2 separate regions of the Homo sapiens genome follow, and region 1 is linked to region 2. A link is an interaction called in ENCODE POLR2A ChIA-PET data of the cell type or tissue named here. Cell type or tissue: OCI-LY7. All regions are shown on one strand. Links, peaks and the distances in the headings refer to the core of each region. The heading gives the core; the rest is flanking DNA.

Region 1 (5,000 bases), core at 1-5,000, 550 kb after region 2:
AAAAAAGTTTTATAGTTTTAGCTTATACACTTAAGTCTAAGATCCATTTTGAGTTAATTATCATATGTGGTATGAGGTGAGAGCACAACTTCATCTGTCTGCATGCAGATATACAATTGTTTCACCACCATCTGTTTTGTTTTGAGACAGGGTTTCACTCTGTCACTGAGGCTGGAGTACAGTGGCACAATCATGGCTCACTGCAGCCTCAACTTCTTGGGCTCAAGTGATCATCCCATCTCAGCCCCCCAAGTGGCTGGGACTACAGGTACATATCACCACGCTCAGCTATTTTTTCTATATTTTATAGAGACGGGATTTCGCCATGTTGCCTAGGATAGTCTTGAACTCCTGGACTCAAGCAATCTGTCTGCCTTGGCCTCCCAGGCGGCTAGGATTATAGGCATGAGCCCCTGCGCTCGGCCTACATTTGTGTTTGTTTTGAGACAGGGTATCACTCTGTCACCCAGGGTGGAGTGCAGTGGTGCAATCACCTCTCACTGCAGCCTTGACCTCCCAGGCTCAAGCAATTCTACCACCTCTGCCTCCTGAGAAGCTGGAACTACGGGTGCGTGCCACCACACCTGGCTAATTTTTTTTTTTTTAATTTTGCAGTAGAGACAAGGTCTCACTATGTTGCCCAGGCTAGTCTTAAACTCCTAAACTCAAGAGCTCCTCCCACTTTGACCTCCCAAAGTGCTGGGATTACAGGCATGAGCTATCGTACCCAGCCCCATTTGAAATAGTCTTTAAAGCAAATGGGGCTGGGTCCAATGGCTCATGCCTGTAATCCCAGCACTTTGGGAGGCCAAGGCGGGTGGATCACCGAGGTTGGGAGTTCGAGACCAGCCTGACCAACATGGAGAAACCTCGTCTCTACTAAAAATACAAAATTAGCCGGGCGTGGTGCTGCATGTCTGTAATCCCAGCTACTTGGGAGGCTGAGGCAGGAGAATCACTTGAACCCGGGAGGAGGAGGTTGAAGTGAGCCAAGTTCGTGCCACACTGCACTCCAGCCTAGGCAACAAGAGCAAAACTCTGTCTCAAAAAAAAAAAAAAAAAAGACTTTTTTTGCCCAGTTGAATTGCTTTAGTACCTTAATCAAATATCACTTGACCATAAATGTTGGCATTATTTCTAGACTCTCAATACTGTTCCATTAATCTATACATATATCTTTATGTCAACAATTCACTGTCACTGTTAGGCATGCCTCTCATTCTGTATGTTTTCTCTGTCTCATATCTTTTGTTCTTCTGTTCCTTTTATATTGCCTTCTGGTATCTTAAACAGTTTTATAATTATCATCTTACGCGAAACCCCCTTTATTTCTTGAGACAGTGTCTTACTATGTCACCCAGGCTAGAGTGCGGTGGCACAAACATAGCTCACTGCAACCTCCAACTTCTGGGGCTCAAGCGAAGCTGCCTCAGCCTCCCAACGTGTTGCGACTACAGGTGAGTCACCATGCCCAGCTGGCAAATGCCTTTAATTCAGTCAAGATAATAAAAGAAACATTTACTTATTGTCGTTCATATTTACCTCTGAAATTAACTTCTGCTCTTCTTTTTCTTCAAGTTACCATCTGGTACCATAGCGTTTCATTTCAGCTTGAAGTACTTCCTTTAGTAAGGCAAGCCTGCTAACAAATTCTCTCAGTATTTGCTTATCTGGAAACGTTTTTATTTTGCCTCAACTTTTGAACAAAGTATTAGTTCAGGTTTTCCAGAGAAACAGAAACAATTACATATATATAAACTCTTCTCATACATATGCATATGAAGAGATTTATTATAAGAACTGTCTCACAGAAAGCTTATAATGTAATCCAGTCAGAGTCCAAAGGCCTAACTAAGAACCAGAAGTGGAGGTGAGGCAGTATTACCAGCGTCCAAAGGCCAGAACAGGAGCTCTGATGTCCAAGGAAAAGAGAAAATGAATGTCTCAGCTCAAGGAGAGGCAGTATTCTCCCTTCCTCCACCTTTTTGTTTTATTCAGGCCCTCAGCTGATTGGATGATGCTGGCCCACACTGGTGAGGGCGGATCTTTCTTTACTCAGTCTACTGATTTAAATACTAACCTCTTCCACAAACACCCTCACAGACACACCCAGAAATAATGTTTTACTAGCTATTCGGGCATCCCTTAGCCTTCTCAAGATGGCATATAAGGCCAGGAGCAGTGGCTCATGCCTGTAATCCTAGCGCTTTGGGAGGCTGAGGTGGGTGGATCACTTGAAGTTAGGAGTTTGAGACCAGCCTGGCCAACATGGCGAAACCCTGTCTCTTCTAAAAATACAAAGATTATCCGGGCGTGGTGGCGTACGCCTGTAATCCCACCTACTCAGAGGCTAAGGCAGGAGAATCACTAGAACCCTGGAAGTGGGGGTTGCAGTGAGCTGAGATCAAACCACTGCACTCCAGCCTGGGCAACAGAGTGAGACTCTGTCTCAAAAAAAAACAAAAAAACAAAAAAACAAACAAAAAAAACACCTCTCAGTAGAAACAATAACAACACTATCAACAGAATGAAAAGACAACCTACACATTAGGAGAAAATATTTGCAAATATCTATCTCAGGAGTTAACACCCAGAGTATATAAAGAAATCCTACAAACTGAAAAACAAACAAAAAACAATCCAACTAAAAAATGGGCAAAAGGCTTGAATATTCAGACGTTTCACCAAAGAAAATATACAAGGGACCGATAAGCACATGAAAAGATGCTAAACATCACTAATCATTAGAAAAATGCAAATCAAAACCACAAGATACCACTTCACAATCATTAGGAAGGCTATTTTCTAAAACAAAAAATCTGGCAAGGCGCAGTGGCTCACGCCTATAATCCCACCACACCACTTTGGGAGGCTGCTGAGGCGGGCTGATCGCCTGAGCTCAGGAGTTTGAAACCAGCCTGGCCAACCCCATATCTACAAAAAAAATATAAAAAATTAGCGTGGCGGCACGCACTTGTACCTGTAGTCCCAGCTACTTGGGAAACTGAGGCAGGAAAATGGCTTGAGTCCAGGAGGTGGAAGTTGCAGTGAGCCAGGATTATGCAACTTCACTCCAGCCTGAGCGTGGGTGACACAGCAAGATCCTGTCTCAAAAACAAACAACAGAGGTGGGCCTGCAATCCCAGCACTTTGGGAGGCCAAGGCGGGCAGATCATGATGTCAGGAGTTCAAGACCAGCCTGGCCAACATGGTGAAACCCTGTCTCTACTAAAAATACAAAAATTAGCCAGGCGTGGTAGCACACCGGAGGCTGAAGCAGGAGAACTGCTTGAACCCGGGAGGCGGAGGTTGCAGTGAGCCAAGATCACGCAACTGCACTCCGGCCTGGGCAACAAGAGTGAGACTCCATCTTGGAAAAAAAAAAAACCCAGAAAGTAACAAGTGTTGGTGAGAATGTGGAGAAATTGGAAACCTTAAGAGACATTGCTGCATTGCTCATGGGAATGGAAAATGGTGTGGCTGCTACAGAAAACGGTATGGCAGTTCCCTAAAAAATTAAACAGAATTTTCATATGATCCGGCAATTCCTATTCTTATTCCTATTTCTTCAATTCCTATTTTGGTACATATCTGAAATAACTGAAAGCAGGTTCACAACAGCCAAAAGGCAGAAGTCACTCAGGTGTCCAACAGATGAATGAATAAACAAAATGTGCTTTTTACATAAAATGGAATATTTAGTATTAAAAAGCAATTATTACATACAGAATTAAATTATTCAGATAAAACATTAAAGTATTAAATGTATAAACATAAAATATTAAAATTATGTTGTTTTATGATTATATAAAATTTACATAAAAACATATATTACATATTATTTAGTATTAAAAATGAAAAAATTCTGACACATGGATGAACCCTGAAGACATTATGCTAAGTGGAATAAACCAGTCACAAAAGTACCACTTACAAAGGGTACCCACAGTAGTGAAATTCATAAGAGAAAGGATAGTGGTGGTTGGCAGGGGCTAAAAGGGGAGAGGGAATGGGGAGTTACTGTTTAATGGTTAGAGAAGTTTCAGTTTGGGAAGATGAAAAAAGTTCTACATGTGGATGGTGGTGACAGGTTTCATAACAATGTGAATGTACTTAATGTCACTGAACTGTACACTTGAAATTGCTTTACGTGGTACATCTTATGCATATTTTATAATAAAAATGATTTAAAAACAAATTTCACACTGTTGTCAATTTTAAATTTTCAATATTTGATGTGGTTCTGTGACAGATTTTACTGAGTCAATTTGGTTACGGTAGTAACAGTGTTTCCCAGAAATCTTTTCTCTACATGGTTTGGGTTAGGAGCGGGACAAAAATGGAACAAGATTTTGGAAAGCAGAGTGAGGCATGATGAATACACTTTGATGACTTTCATGATCTTTTCACACTCAGAGACAGATTCAGAAATGTCTGTCAGAATCCACTTTGTCCTCTGCTCTATGTCTGGCTTTCTTCCCGAACGCTGGCCTTGCTGACCAACAGTGGCCTCAAACCACTGTTGGCTAAGCATCAGAGACAGTAGCTATTCAGATAACAGCTTCCCATATACCACCCCAGGAACTCCTTGTTCAGAGGCCAATTCACATCCCCAAAACAATGCCTAGAAATCTCCTTAGATATACCAGTTGTTACCAATGGTCATATTTTTGCCAGTTAGTCTACATGTATTAATACATGACATGGGTCATATTTTTCCCAGATTCTAGTAGCAATTTCCCCCATTGTTCCAGCCTCCACCAACAGGCTTCTTGACACCCGTTCAGCCTTTGCCTGCTACCTGATCCTAAAGTCAGTGCCACATTCTAGGTTTTTATTATTGCATTGCATTTCTGAGTATAAATTTCTGTATTAAGCAAGGTTCAGTCAGGACAGCAAAGTCACCTGAGTGTTAGGGAACAGGAGTTACAAGAATTAGACCATAATGAAACCATGGGAAGATCTAGAGAGGTGAAGGTCTAGAAGAAGGAGTTGGAGGA
Region 2 (7,614 bases), core at 1,630-6,629:
GCAAGGCCAGCCTGAGTTCCCTTCTAACGTCCTGGTCAGGAGGTTTCATCCAAATTTCAAAGGCTTTTAGTAAAGTATTCCATAATCTCACTCAGTAATCTCTAGAGTGATTATTCTGAAATATGAAATATGAAATAAATTGGGAACTCATCAGGAACCTAAACTTGTAGCAATTATATCCCAATGGTTTGCTCAACAATTGACAGAAGAACAGAAGACTAGGTTATCCATGTAACTGTTAACATCTACCATCTAACTACCCATTGGAGACTAGAAATTCATGACACAGCCCATGAGTACACTACTTTAGGACTAAGCTAGAAGCCAGAAGCTGAAGGAATAACTTAGCCTCAGAAAATAATAAATAGGGCCAGGCATGGTGGCTCACGCCTGTAATCCCAGCACTTTGGGAGGCCAAGGCGGGCAGATCACCTGACGTCAGGAGTTCGAGACCAGCCTGGCCAACATGGGGAAACCCTGTCTCTACTAAAATTACAAAAATAAGCTGGGTGTGGTGGTGTGTGCCTGTAATCCCAGCTACTTGGGAGGCTGAGGCAGGAGAATCGCTTGAACCGAGGAGGCGGAGGTTGCAGTGAGCCAAGATCGCACCACTGCACTCCAGCCTGGGTGACAGAGTGAGTCTCTGTCTCAAAAAAAAATAAAAACCTCCAAACGAAAAACAATTTACTATTAAAAATCTGCTTCAGATAATAAATGAAAGATATTAGAGCATTCAAATGAGAGTAGGAGGCTTAAAAAAAAAAAACAAAAACGATTGCCAGGCACAGTGGCTCTAGCCCGTAATCCCAGCACTTTGGGAGGCTTAGGCAGGAGGATTGCTTGAGTCCAAGAGTTCAAGACCAGCCTAGGCAACAAAGTGAGACCTCCCATCTCTGCAAAAAAAAAATTTTTTTTTAATTAGTTGGGCATGGTGGCACCCGTGTAGCCCCAACTATTTGGAAGGCTGAGGTAGGAGGATCAGTTGAACCTGGGAGTGTGAGGCTGCAGTAAGCCATGATCGCCCCACTGCACTCCAACCTAGGCAACAGAGTGAGACCTTGTAGGGAGAAGAAAGAAGTTATCAAAGAAATAATACAAGAAAATTTCCTAGAACTCAAAGACATGGTTTAGATTGCAGGAAGCAAATACTGACACTAGGAAAAAATATACAAATCATACAAGAAAGGAAATGTAACCTCCATATTCTGCTTGGCTTAGGAATGAAAAGTATCAGTAAACAATATTTATATATCATACAAGTATGAATCCACATACTCACTGAACCAAAAATTCTGATGTAACCATATTGGAAAGATAGGGATAGAAGAAACATGGGACTAGGAGTGTATGAGAGCTCATTTACACTAACAGATTATTTACTATAACAGTAAGAAAATATCTAAGATCTGGCCGGGCACGGTGGCTCACACCTGTAATCCTAACACTTTGGGAGGCCAAGGCAGGTGGATTGCCTGAGCTCAGGAGTTCCAGACCAGCCTGGACAACACATTGAAACCCCATCTATATTAAAAATACAAAAATTAGGGCCAGGTGCTGTGGCTCATGCCTGTAATCCGAACACTTTGGGAGGCTGAGGCGGGCAGATCACCTGACCTCAGGAGTTCAAGACCAGCCTGACCAATATGGTGAAACCCCATCTCTACTAAAATATACAAAAATTAGCTGGGCATGGTGGCATGCGCCTGTAGTCCCAGCTACTCGGGAGGCTGAGGCAGGAGAATCGCTGGAACCCGGGAGGCAGAGGTTGCAGTGAGCCGAGATCGTGCCACTGCGCTGCAGCCTGGGCGACAGAGCGAGACAAAAAAAAAAAAAAAAAAAAAGGAAGCCCGGGCGTGGTGGCTCACGCCTGTAATCCCAGCACTCTGGGAGGCCGAGGCAGGCAGATCACCTGAGGTTGGGAGTTCGAGACCAGCCTGACCAACATGGAGAAAGCCTGTCTCTACTAAAAATACAAAAATTAGCTGGGTGTGGTGGCACATGCCTGTAATCCCAGCTACCTAGGAGGCTGAGGCAGGAGAATCACTTGGGCCCAGGAGGCGGAAGTTGTGGTGAGCCGAGATTGGGCCATTGCACTCCAGCCTGGGCAACAAGAATGAAACTCCATCTCAGAAAAAAAAAAAAAAAATTAGCTGGGCGTGACAACATGTGCCTGTAGTCCCAGCTACTCGGGAGGCTGGGACAGGAGAATCACTTGAACCCCGGAGGCAGAGGTTGTAGTGAGCCAAGATTGTGGCACTGCACTCCAGCCTGGGAGATACAACAAGATGCTGTCTCCAAAAAAAACAAAGAAAGAAAAAAGAAAATATCTAATATCTAAAATTAATGGATGAAGAGGCAGCAACATATTTGTATTTTTAGGAATATGTAGCTATGAAAAGAAACTACTGAAAAAGCTGAAAGTAGTTGCCTTTGGGTAGCATGACTAAAAGTGGGATCAGGCAGGGCAAAGAACTACTAGCTTTTGTTTTTTTAAATGTTTTTAAAATAATTTTTTGTAGAGATAGTGTCTTATTATGTTGCTCAGACTGGTCTGGAACTCCTGGCCTCAAGCGATCCTCCTGCCTTGGACTCTCAAACTGCTGGGATTACAGGTATGAGCCACCACACCCAGAGAGAATAATTGAGGGGTTTTTTAAAGAGGGTTTAATTTAAGAGAGGGTCTCGCTCTGTCGCCCAAGCAAGAATGCAGTGGCTTGATCGTAGCTCACTGCAACCTTAATCCCTTGACCTTAAGTGATCCTCCCTGCCTTAGCCTCCCAAAGCGCTGAGATTACAAGCATGGACTGCTGTGTCTGGCTTGGTTTTTGTTAAGAGACTTTTTTTTTTTTTTGAGACAAAGTCTTGCACTGTCGCCTGGGCTGCTGTGCAGTGGTGAGATCTCAGCTCACTGTAACCTCCAACCCCTGGGTTCAAGCAGTTCTCCTGTCTCAGCCTCCCAAATAACTGGGATTACAGGCATGTGCCACCATGACCAACTAATTTTATATTTTTAGTAGAGATGGGGTTTCACCGTGTTGGTTAGGATGGTCTCGACCTCCTGACCTCAGGTGATCCACCCACCTCAGCCTCCCAAACTGCTGTGATTACAGGCGTGAGCCACCACGCCCAGCCTTACCTCGTCCTTTCAATGTCCTCACATGGCTGGAGGCAGGGGACGCAGACCCTTACAGGTTGGCAAGATAAATAAAAGTTGGTTCGTCGAAAAGGTAATGATGGATTATCCATTTGCCATGGTTTGAGCCCCTTCTAGATTCAGGCCTGCAAAATGTGGTTAATCAACTGGGCTCCTGACTCACCTGGTGTATCCGGGAGCATGTCGCCTTTGGTAGACCTCTTTTTTAGGTGATGGGCTCCTAGTTTGGCCTGTCTCTCTCCTGTTCACCTTAGAGTTGTGCCTGTAGCAGACACAGAAGGCAAAGAGGAAAAAGCCTTTTTGGTCCAGGGGCTTACACTGAATCCCTCAAACAATGCAAGATGAGCTAATGGTCTTAGAGGTATAATCTAAGTGTGAGAAAAACAAAGGTATAGGGTTTGATGTTAGACTCACCCCAGAGCTCCCAAAGCACAGAATACACCTACAGATATGTGGCTTTGGATGCCTGAGCTTTACATTGAGGTGGAAAAAAAAAATGATGTAAAGGAAATACCAAAGCAAAGACATTTGGGAAAGTCAATGGACGGACATCACCAAAAGCAAAAACAAATGCCTGCTGGGACCAGGCCCCCACAGTCACAGGTTATTTCCCAGTGAATCCCACACTCACAGTTTGCTGGGTCTTGGGGACCGTGACCTTCTGCCCAGGGATCGAGACCTCCTGTCCCGGGACCCTGCTTCCCTGGTGCTCTTCTTGCTGGCATGTCTTGGGGGTGAGTGGGAGGAGCTTCTGGATCTGGAATGGTTCTTCATCCCATGCCCTCTCTTTTGCTCTGCTGTCAGAGGACCCTGAAGACCCTGGTTACGGTCAGAGTTCCGGACCTACATCATTAAGGAAAAGAGAAGTTATTCACATGGAAAATCCAGCTATTCAGGAGAAAACGCGGCCGGGCTCAGTGGCTCACGCCTGTAATCCCAGCACTTTGGGAGGCCGAGGCGGGGGGGATCACCTGAGGTCAGGAGTTCGAGACCAGCCTGGCCAACATGGTGAAACCCTGTCTCTACTGAAAATTAAAAAATTAGCTGGGCGTGGTGGTGGGCACCTGTAATCCCAGCTACTCAGAAGGCTGAGGCAGGAGAATTGCTTGAACTCAGGAGGTGGAGGTTGCAGTGAGCTGAGATCGCACCACTGCACTCCAGCCTGGATGACAGAGCGAGACTCCGTCTCAAAAAAAAAAAAAAAAAAAAGAAAAGGCAGTGAAACAGGAAATGTTACATAAGGAGCTCACTGAGCACACCAATATCATCACATAGAATTATCACAGAGAACTGTATAAACTTAGTTATCTGCAGAATCCCCTAAAAGAATCTCCTTCGGTCAGCCAGGTGCAGTCGCTCACACCTTGAATCCCAACACTTTGGGAGACGGAGGCAGGAGGACTGCCTGAGATCAAGAGTTTGATACCACCCAGAGCAACTAGTGAGACCTTGTCTCTACAAAATATTTAAAAATTAGCTCGGTGTGGCAGCACACGCCTGTAGTCCCAGCTACTCAGGAGGTTGAGGCAGAAGGATCCCTTGAGCCTAAGAGGTCAAGACAGCAGTGAGCCAGGATCACACCACTGCACTCCAGCTTGGATGAGAGAGAAAGACCCTGTCTCAAAAAAAAAAAAAAAAAAGATGGCTGGGTGCTGTGGCTCATGCCTGTAATCCCAGCACTTTGGGAGGCTGAGGCAGGCAGATCACGAGGCCAGGAGATCAAGACCATCCTAGCTAACATGGTGAAACACTGTCTCTACTAAAAATACAAAATAATTAGCTGGGCATGGTGGGCACCTGTAGTCCCAGCTACTTGGGAAGCTGAGGCAGGAGAATGGCATGAACCCAGGAGGCAGAGCTTGCAGTGAGCCGAGATGGCGCCACTGCATTCCAGCCTAGGCGACAGAGTGAGACTCCATCTCAAAAAAAAAAAAAAAAAGAAAAGAAAAGAAAAGAATATACCTGGCTTGGCTGGGTGCAGTGGCTCACGCCTGTAATCCCAGCACTTTGGGAGGCCAAGACGGGCAGATCACAAGGTCGGGAGTTCGAGACCAGCCTGGCCAATATGGTCAAACCCCTCTCTACTAAAAATACAAAAATTAGCCGGGTGTGGTGGTGGGTGCCCGTAGTCCCAGCTGCTCAAGAGGCTGAGACAGGAGAATCACTTGAATGCAGGAGGCAGAGGTTGCAGTGAGCCGAGATCGCACCATTGCACTCCAGCCTGGGCGACAGAGCGAGACTCCCTCTCAAAAAAAAAAAAGAAAGAAAAGAATACACCTGGCTTAGCTCTTCACTATAGGTTAAGGAAGAGCGAGATGCAGAAGCATGGAGGACAGGACCCAAGGTTAAAAATACAGAAATATGAGGCCAGGCATGGTGGCTCACGCCTATAATCCCAGCACTTTGGGAGGCCGAGACAGGCGGATAGCTTGAGGCCAGGAGTTTGAGACCAGCCTGACGAACATGGAGAAACCCTGTCTCTATTAAAAATACAAAAATTAGCCAGGTGTGATGGCAGGTGCCTGTAATCCCAGCTACTCAGGAGGCTGAGGCAGGAGAATCGCTTGAACCCAGGAGGCAGAGGTTGCAGTGAGCTGAGATTGCACCATTGCACTCCAGCCTGGTTGACATGGAGAAACCCTGTCTCTACTAAAAATACAAAATTAGCCGGGCATGGTGGTGCATGCCTGTAATCCCAGCTACTCGGGAGGCTGAGGCAGGAGAATTGCTTGAACCCAGGAGGTCGAGGTTGTGGTGAGCTGAGATCGCGCCATTGCACTCTAACCTGGGCAACAAGAGCAAAACTCCACCTCAAAAAAAAAAAAAAAAAATACAGAAATACAGAAGTCAAGCCAGGTGCCTTGAACTTGTACTTCCAGCTACTCAGAAGATTGCTTAAGCTCAGGAGTTCGAGACCAGCCTAGGCAAAATAATGATGCACTGCTACTCAAAAAAAAAAAAAAAGAACCCAGCAGATTTATGTTTGTCAAAAATCATCAACCTACACACTTAGGCCAGGCACGGTGGCTCACACCTGTAATCCCAGCACTTTGGGAGGCCGAGGCGGAGGGATCACCTGAGGTCAGGAGTTCAAGACCATCCTGGCCAACATGACGAAACCCTGTCTCTACTAAAAATACAAAAATTAGTCGGGCGTGGTGGTGGGCGCCTGTAATCCCAGCTACTCGGGAGGCTAAAGCAGGAGAATAGCTTGAACCCGGAAGGCAGAGGTTGCAGTGAGCCGAGATCGCGCCACTGCACTCCAGCCTGGGTGACAAGCGAGACTCCGTCTCAAAAAAAAAAAAAAACAAAAAAACCTATACACTTAAAATGTGTGCATTTCATGTAAATTATTTGTAGAGGGATGGGTAGAATGTCTCAATGCCCCATTGGTGGTTTAGTCTCTCTGCTCAGAGGGTCATCAGCCACAAGAAGGTGCTCAGCGATAAGAATGGGCCTGTTTCCCAGCAGCCCAGGCTTCACTGCCCACCTCCCTGCTATCCACATTGTCCAAGTGGCACATCCCACAGTCCCACAGTCACTCCTTTCAAGAAGCCCACATCCCTACCTGTAAGCCATATCCAGGGACTTTGGACAAAACAGGGGAGGAATTTGCCATCTTCTTCTGTGATCTAAGAGATCAAAATACACACACTCATTGAAAAAGAAAATATATATAGGTCCAATTTAAATATCTTATGCTGAACTATGCTTCTTGCCTCCAATGTGACCTTTCCGCCTCCCAGCAGTTACCTGGCAGTACGTTTCTCTATTTGGACTGTCTATGCCGAAAAATGCATCAGCACAATCAAATTTTCCTGTGAAAAACTGTGGGCCTCGCTTCTAAGCCCCAACGCCTGAACACCTTCTCCTCTCACTTCATGCTGCTATTCCAGGGACAAATAGTGACTCAGCAGCGGCGGAGCTGACTGCTTCCACAGGAAGACATGCAAAATGGGCCCACATCAGCCATCAGTCCATTAAAAAAAGCCTATATAAAGCCCACTTCAGTCTTGAAGGAATCCTAAGCTGAGATGAAACAGAGTCACCCCCAGGATGTCTGACCTACCTAAGACCTACTAGGCTAAAGTCAGCATTATTAAGGGTCTCTCTCCAGCAGCATGGCCAAGATACCCACTCACATTTAGCATCTCCAAGGAACTCTAGCATTAGATGGCAAGCTCTGTGGGCACTGGGCCCATGTTCAAGTGTTCATCACTGAATGCCCAGTACCTGGCAGCTTCCAGCACAGGGCAGGTGTTCATGTCTGTGGAATGAATGAGTGAATGAGCAAGTGAATCAACGAGAAGGGAGGCCAGTCGCCACATGCTCACCTCCCTGCACTGTGCTCATCCTCGCTGCTGGAACGATCACTACTCGAGCTTCTGTGCTTATGTTTCTTGTGCTTCTTTTTCTTCTCCTTCTTTTTCTTCTTCTCCTTTTTTTCCAGACTCATTTGC

The links. ChIA-PET counts read pairs that join two places held together with the same protein. Peaks named below come from ENCODE experiments on the same cell type or tissue, not always from the same donor. Only the 100,000 strongest peaks of a DNase experiment are listed, where the experiment ranks them.
Region 1: POLR2A ChIA-PET joins it to region 2 with 5 read pairs; 2 of 35 experiments call an interaction of 5 or more read pairs at or near these places.

What each region holds. Positions count from the first base shown.
Region 1 is chr17:39,356,231-39,361,230 of GRCh38, forward strand. All of the region lies in intron 1 of FBXL20 (F-box and leucine rich repeat protein 20), which reads right to left. Among named protein-coding and RNA genes, the nearest start is that of FBXL20, 43 kb to the right of the region's middle. RefSeq lists an enhancer at 2,886-3,180. In OCI-LY7, for the core only: no CTCF peak of the experiment used is centred there; no DNase peak of the experiment used is centred there.
Region 2 is chr17:38,802,980-38,810,593 of GRCh38, forward strand. CWC25 (CWC25 spliceosome associated protein) reads right to left here. Exons shown (of 10, transcript NM_017748.5): 5 at 7,489-7,614; 6 at 6,723-6,786; 7 at 3,786-3,997; 8 at 3,318-3,416. Among named protein-coding and RNA genes, the nearest start is that of PIP4K2B, 7.2 kb to the left of the region's middle. In OCI-LY7, for the core only: no CTCF peak of the experiment used is centred there; no DNase peak of the experiment used is centred there; H3K27ac peaks cover 839 bases.